Linked DNA regions of Homo sapiens: region 2 is linked to region 1. Evidence: chromatin contacts called from ENCODE Hi-C data. All regions are on one chromosome and are shown on one strand. The core of a region is the stretch at or near the end of the contact, and the rest is flanking DNA. Distances in the headings are between cores, read along the strand shown. Region 1 has its middle 60 kb from the start of TLR4. Region 2 has its middle 73 kb from the start of ASTN2.

Evidence for each region. Hi-C counts contacts between places; a loop is a spot of excess contacts on that map. Pooled maps may share reads with other maps.
Region 2: a loop to region 1 is called in a map of dorsolateral prefrontal cortex, with 4 times the contacts of the local background. The contact joins two enhancer-like sites. A Hi-C loop is called at or near these places in 5 of 168 maps with a recorded cell type or tissue (Caco-2, HepG2, dorsolateral prefrontal cortex and 2 more), 9 of 37 single-sample maps with no recorded cell type and 17 of 50 pooled maps.

What each region holds. Positions count from the first base shown.
Region 1 is chr9:117,642,435-117,646,243 of GRCh38, forward strand. No RefSeq gene overlaps it. Among named protein-coding and RNA genes, the nearest start is that of TLR4, 60 kb to the right of the region's middle. Within about 2 kb of position 2,422, at least 10 of the 41 ENCODE cell types and tissues checked have a DNase peak (open chromatin) inside an H3K27ac peak, as active enhancers do; they include dorsolateral prefrontal cortex, where a contact is called at or near this core.
Region 2 is chr9:117,485,703-117,489,540 of GRCh38, forward strand. No RefSeq gene overlaps it. Among named protein-coding and RNA genes, the nearest start is that of ASTN2, 73 kb to the left of the region's middle. RefSeq lists an enhancer at 2,081-2,240. Within about 2 kb of position 2,014, at least 5 of the 41 ENCODE cell types and tissues checked have a DNase peak (open chromatin) inside an H3K27ac peak, as active enhancers do; they include dorsolateral prefrontal cortex, where a contact is called at or near this core.

The sequences.
Region 1 (3,809 bases), core at 1,172-3,671:
AGCTAGACACAAAGGTTCTCCACCTCCTCACCAGATTAGCTAGATGCAGAGTGTGGAAACAAAGGTTCTCCAAGTCCCCATCAGAGTAGCTAGATACAGAGTGTGGATTGGTGCATTCACAAACCCTGAGCTAGACACAGGGTGCTGATTGGTGTGTTTACAAACCTTGAGCTAGATACAGAGTGCCGATTGGTTTATTTACACTCCCTTAGCTAGACGTAAAGGTTCTCTACGTCCCCACCAATCTCAGAAGCCCAGCTGGCTTCACCCAGTGGATCCCGCACCGGGGCTGCAGGTGGAGCTGTCTGCCAGTCCCGCGACTTGCGCCCGCACTCCTCAGCCCTTGGGTGGTCGATGGGAGTGGGCGCCTTGGAGCAGGGGGTGGCGCTCGTCAGGGAGGCTTGGGCCGCACAGGAGCCCACGGAGGGGCGGGGGGGAGGAGGCTCAGACATGGCCGGCTGCAGGTCCGGAGCCCTGCCCCGCGGGAAGGTGGCTAAGGCCTGGCGAGAAATTGAGCACAGCAGCTGCTGGCCCAGGTGCTAAGCCCCTCACTGCCCGGGCCGGCGGGGCCGGCCGGCCGCTCCGAGTGCGGGGTACGCCGAGCCCACGCCTACCCGGAATTCACGCTGGCCCGCAAGCACCGCGCCCAGCCCCGGTTCCCGCCCGCGCCTCTCCCTCCACATCTCCTCGCAAGCTGAGGGAGCCGGCTCCAGCCTTGGCCAGCCCAGAAAAGGGCTTCCACAGTGCAGCGGCGGGCCGAAGGGCTCCTCAAGTGCCGCCAAAGTGGGAGCCCAGGCAGAGGAGGCGCCGAGAGCGAGCAAGGGCTGTGAGGACTGCCAGCACTCTGTCACCTCTCAGTACTAGGTACTAAATCTGTTAATATTTGTAGAAGAGAGAGTGTTCATAGGACATTGTACCGAACAACTTGTTAAGCAGATATAACATGCCTGACCCACTGCGAGGCATAGGAAGAGGTCTCCAGAAACACAAGGTGGACTTTCTTCCTTTCTGTGCTGTCTGTGAAAATAAGCAGTTGGGCTGGACTGTGTCTATCAGTGAAATACAATATGAGGAACAGAAGTGTTCCGCTTGGGTTTCCGGTTATAGGAGCATGGTGATTTTTCAGGTGATACTCATTTAGATTACAACTTGATAGCGGCTTCTTCTGAAACCAGGTGAAGAATTCGTGGCTAATATTGCCACAATTTGTTGTTTACTGTTCCTATCTGCTTTGTAACACCTGCACTATGCTGTCCTTCTTGCATCTCAAACAACATCCTCTCCTTTATCTAGAGCCAGATTTGTTTGGCTGTTAATGTGATTTGCCTCTAAGAAACATTCTCTGAAAAGTCCAGAACAGCCTATGTTTAACCTTAGTAGCCTTTGATACGTCTTTTTGCAGCATGCTTATGTCAGGACATAAAAAGTCTGAATGTGAATTACGAATGGAGTTGTGTGCCATTTGTCGTTCACAACTGCTCTGTGGTCAATTTGTTTTCTTATTGACTTTTTTTTCTGTTCTCATCTGTTATTTTCCAGATATTTATTGGGTACCTAATACTGTGTATTATTACCTTGGAATAAGTGGAAAAAGAATATAACTATAGTGCATCTTGTCTCTTAAAGCAGAGTCAAAATTCCTCTAGTAAAAGTCAGTTTTGTTTAGGCTTACCTCGTCATCTACCTGAATGGACCTTAGTGATTTGTTTAATTCAATCCTCTCTTTATATAGTTGAGAAAACTAAGGCTCCTAGAGGAAAAAGTGACTGACTCAAGGGTACGCAGCTCCCATGGGTGTAACCTAATTCTGATTCCTACTCCAGGGTTTCTTACCTATATGCTGCACAGTGCCCAACACTGTGCAGAAAAGAGGAAGGAAGAGGTCATCAGGGCAAGTTAAGCAGGGTAGCTAAGAAATTAGTGAGTCATTTATTTGCTGTATTTTCTCCATTCAATATATACTTTTTAAAGACTCGTTACTATTTGTGAGGTGTGAAAAAAACAGTCTCTGCCATCTGCCAGTTCACTTCCTGGTAGGGGAGAGAAATCCACACACATTTAATTTGCATACAGTTTAGAATTTTGGTAAGTGCTACGATCACAATAAATAAAATGAAACGTGTTTGAAGGTCAGAGATTAATTGTGTTTGGTCCTATGAGCAAGTTTCTTACATTTTAGAACTTAGAGTACACGAGGGAAGAGGCATTCCATGAAAAGGGGCTAGCGGAGGAACATAAGTGTAAAAGGCCTCCAAATATAGTTTGCAGCATATACCAGCAGCAAAGACAGGAAAGTACCCCACTTAGGATCTGCTGGAGGTTAATCCTGATCTTACGCCACTTCCCATTTAAGGTTTCATTGGTTTTCACGTAAGTGTGCATGGATGCAGTGTTAGCTCTGGCCACATGATGGCGGTGCAGGGCCACAAAAGGGTCGCAAAGCCTCTGAACTAATTTTGAAGGTTGTGTTTGTAAAAAATGCCGGGAAGGAAGAAGGGTGCCCCAGACCAGGGGTCAGAGCGGCTTGGAGGGGCTTCTGGGAGAAGACAGCAGCCCTCAGATCTGGAGAGGCGGGTGCCATTATTCTGAACCTCTGGTCTGTTCAGAAACTCCGGAAATAATTTAGATGTTACATAACCTGTAGCCAGTGAAGAAAGCAGCCCTTTTGAATAGTACCCATTTAAAAAAATAAGAAGGCTTATAATACCCCACCTCCCAGTTTCCCTGAATGCTTTCCTTCTCTGTCAGGGTTGTGCCTGTGGTGCCTTGTTGCCACTTTGGTTGAGTAAAATGAGAGGTAGTTATCCAATGTGTTGGGAAAAGGAATAAATTGTTTCTTAATTACAGTACCCCTCAGACAGTATACGGAGAGGGAAAGGACACTAGTCCAAAACCCTTTGATCTGGGCTTGCCTTGCTCAGGCCACTTGCTTGGTTTTTCTCATCTCTTGAGTATATGGCGTGGGGGGTGGTTTTGTGTGTGTGTGTGTGTGTGTAATGGTGTGTGGTTGTGCGATTGCACCTATGTGTAGTGGAGGGAATAGAGATACATGTGGTGGTGCTGGCACAGGCCATAGCTAAGGGCATTTTTGGCTCTGTGTAGAGTCTGGGATAGAGAAAGAGGAAGAGAGTGAGAGAGAGAGAGAGAGAGAGACAGAGACAGAGAAAGAGGGAATGAATTCCCAGAAGATTCCTGGGGTTAAGGAAATGATTTGATTAAAATCTCTGGCAAAGAGTGAGTTTTGAAATCGATTATTTAACCCATGTTCTTCCCTGACTTCTCACTTTTCAGTCCACCCCTGCATGCTGTCTGTGCCTGTCTTGTTCTTTCTGTCTTGGCAGCCACTCCTGTCTCCTCTCTTTCAATCTCTATTACCCTCAGTTTCCATCCTCTTTTCTGTTGCTTTCAAATAAAAGCTTTGTGGGAGAGAAAGAGGGCCTAGGGTCAGACTATACAGTGCCCCCAAGAAAAGGAAGAAAAGAATGATGGAAGAATCCCTGCTGTCTGTGTGGCTGGGGGTGGTGGGGGAAGCAATGTTGGAAGAGAGGGATGATAAATAGATAAGCCCCCACGTTGAGGAGGCTGCTGTCCAGGAGAAATCCTGCTTCAGAAGAGGAGGAAACAAATAAAGACAAATGTCCAGGAGCTGGAAATGGGTGGAGTTGATGAGATGGGGTGTTTGTTTGCGTGTGGAAATTGTAGCTTCTCTCTCTTTTCATTCTACAAAGACAGAACTTCTCAATTTTTAAGTCACAATACATTTCCAGAAATCATTTATTTCTAAACATTACCAGTCAAATCCCCCATTC
Region 2 (3,838 bases), core at 764-3,263, 160 kb before region 1:
CAGAGTCCTAGAAGTTCCCTGGGAGCCTTTCATGGGGTCCATGTCTTCTCCTCTGCTTCAGCTGGATTGGCTCTCCTGTATCTATTTCACTTATTAAAGTCATAAGAATTTAATGTAATTATTGGGTCTTTATTATGTGCCAGGCATTGCACTAAACACTCAATAAGTGTGAAGTCATTTAACTTTATAACAATCTTATGAAATATTTACAATTACGATTGCTATTTTACACTTTATGAAATGAAGGCTTAATGCCAAGGTAAATCACTTGCCCTGAGTTAGAAGGCTAATAAGCAGCTTTGAACTAGAAATCAGACCTGTCTATCTGCAAAGCCCATTTTCTTAACTGCAACGCTACTATGGTTCCCCATGCTGGGTTTCCGTGTAAGCTTTTATTTTCAAAAAGTGCTCCATAGTTATTTTAAAAGGAATAAAATAAAAGTCTAAAAGTGACTGATTAGATGTTCTGAGATCCCTCCCAGCTCTAAATTTCTAAATTTTATGATTTATAGAAGAAAAAGCAGAGGCTGCGTTACAAAAACTGATGGTGAGGGACAATGGATGGGGTGTGAGTTAATAATAGCAGCTAATATCACAGCACTTAATAGGTCAAGTGATGCTCTAAACCCTTCATACACATTAACTTATTTAACCCTTGCACCAACCTTCTGTGGTCAGTGCTATCATTATTCCCATTTCTAGATAAGGAAATACAACACAAGAGGTTATAACTTTCAAGGTCACACAAATAGAGGGTAGCAGGCCAGGTTCCAGAGCCTGTATTCCTTGCTACTGTGCTCTGCTGAGATGACTTAGTCTGGGAGAAAACGATTTTCCTTAATATTGGCATTTAGTTTTCAACATCACACCAATGCAAATTTATGTAAATAGACACGCAGATCAGCTGCTATCCTGGCATTGGTGCCAGCTTCCCCTCAGGGACATTGATGCAACAAAATTTGGCCATTGTCACTGATTTGAGCTATCACAGTGGTAGACATTTCAATAATTCCCCACATTTCTTAGGCTTGGAAGACATAAATGAATGTATATTATATAGCTATGGGGCTATACATGCTGAACTTCTGCATCTTTTTCAGAGAAGTATCTCTAGAAAATATCCAATTGTGGATAGTTGGTATGCATCAAAAATGAGATAATGATACCTTGCTTCTGCCTATGACTGCATTTTCATACCCATTGCTGCATTTGGGCCTTGCCGCAGTCCTACAAAAAAGGAAAAGCAAAGGTGATCACTCCTCATACGTGGGAGACAGCAGGACAGAGGACGAAGGGGCTTGCTTAGGATTCTGCTGAAATTTGTTGGCTTGGTTTATCTTCCTATGACTCCTACCCTCTTCACTATTGATTTTTCCATACACTGCCATACTGCTTTCTTTGCTGGATGCAGAAAAGCTAGTGTACAGTTTACCCCATAGAAGTAAAGGGAAAGGAAACTGCCTCACCTGTCCCTTTATCTGCATTCACAGAAGATCAGCATTCAAGTACAATAGAGAGAAACTAGGTTTTGCTGAGTAACTACTATGTCTGGCAGAGTGTCTTGCGTTTTGGATAGGCTAACCATATAATTTATTGCCTTTTGAGAATGAAAGGGGTGCCGTTCACAATTACATCAGGACCACAAGCAAAAACTGAGACCATCCTGGGGAAATCAGGACGTGTGGTCACCCTTGCTGAAAAGCTAATATTCATTTCATATTCACCATAGTCCTCTAATGTAGGTGACTTTTCTCTTTGTTCTGAGTCTCTGAAAGGTAAATCATGCCCAGGGTCACATAGCAGATCTGTCTGTTCGATTCTAAAACCCTGGGTTAAGGCACACATCAGAGACGGGGACTCTTGACACTCCAGCCACACAAGAGCTGACCCTAGCGGTTGCTTGGCTGTCAAGCCTTTTCCTCCCCATCACATTCCCAGCCATCGTCCTTGGCCCGGGGAGCTTGGGTGGGGTGTGATGACTGTGCTGCCCCAGCAGAGGGCAGTGTTGCCATGCCTGCCAAGGCGGAGGGCTACAGGAAACGGGAGGGAGCCTGGGCTACGCAGGCCTGGTGGCCGGTGCCGCGTCCCTAAAACAGCCAGCCTTATAGGGCTGCCTCCAAACCAGCTGCTTTTCTGGCTCCCATCCCCTCAAGCCTCACCGTGGATAAACGTACTGTCCCCCTCACCTGTCTATTGGCTCCCATGATACAACACCTGAACAAATTGAAGAGCTCTGTGACACCTGGGGTGGAAAAAGACCCGGGGAGGGTTTCCAGATTGGAAACAGGAACTGTTGCCATTTTCTTGTTTGCTCAGAATTACTCCAGAGCTGGGAGTGCTGTTGACATATGTGTTACCACTTAATCTTTCATAAGAAATCCTTTTCATGGGGGAGCTGAGCTCTGGATCCGCGCCAGTTTAGATAATTACATTCCCCCAGAAGACTGAAGCTGTGACGGCTGCATTCTTTTTCTGCTAAGAGTTAGGAGTTTCAAGGGTACAGGTTGGGCAAGGGGGCTGGGAGTAGGGGTAGGTGACATCGTGGTCCTTAGGAAAACGATAACCGGGGTTTGGTGAGGAAAAGTTAACTTCAAAGTGTCACCCAGTAACAGTTTTTTTTTTTTTTCCTTCCCTTGGACTTCATTCAGTGTGAAATTCATTTGTAGTTTTTGTCTGTAACTAGAATTCAATTTTTGCTCTTTTAAAAGAAACCTGATTTACAGAGGGTGTGAAACAAAGCAGAAAATGATAAGAGGAGGGAAAAATAACAATTCAGATGGGAAAAAAAAAAGAGAAAGAAAAAAGTCCTTTTAACAATTTCTCTGATCTAAAGTGGTTGGGACAGCATTTTTATATTAAGTTCAGCATTTTGTCAGAAGGGGATGAGAGTGCCCTGTGATCCTCGAATGAAGTATTGCTGGTGATTTTATACCCTCCTGCTGGCATAGATCTTAATCAACCAGAAAACTTCAAAATGACAAACAAACAAAAGACAGCTTTGCTCTCTGAGGTTCATTAGCTCAGGCCAAGGTTGAGATGCATCAGGAGGAGAGGCACCAGAAATAGGCGAGCTTGAGAAGTCACTTTGTGGGTAATTCCACCACCCACTTCCTCCTGCCACCCCCCACCCAGGCCAGCTCTGCCTCCTCCAGTGACCAGAGGCTGGGTCACCGGAGTTGATGGTGAGAGGAGTGGAGGCCAATGGTGCAGCTGATGGGGCAGGAAGGAGGAAGGGACTCTCTGGTGTGCCGCCGCATTCAGAGCCTAAAGTTATTTGCCTCTGCTTTCAAGGATATCTGCTGGCATCATGAGAATCAGAGCAAATCCAGACCAAGCTTTATCTCCTCCTTCCCAGCCCAGTTCCTCTTCTTCTGCTCGTTTATTATGTTTAGAAGGCCCCCTGTCTCCTGGAGATCTGAATTGAAACCTCAGAGAGGCCGGACACAGTGGCTGATGCCTGTAATCCCAGCACTGGGAGGCTGAGGCAGGTGGATCACTTGAGGTCAGGAGTTCGAGACCAGCCTGGCCACCATGGTGAAACTCTGTCTCTACTAAAACTACAAAAATTAGCTGGGCATGGTAGTGCGTGCTTGTAATACCAGCTACTCAGGAGGCTGAGGCACGAGAATTGCTTGAACCCGGGAGGCGGAGTTTGCAGTGAGCTGAGATCCAGTGCGAGAACACAGTGAGACTCTATCTCAAAAAAAAAAAAAAAAAAAACCTCAGAGAAACATTCCTCCCCCTTTTCTGTGATCAGTTTTCACGTCCTATCAAAGCATCATCTAAATCTGTCTCTTTCTTGCACATCTCATCCTCTTTCATAGCTCCAGGTCTGGCC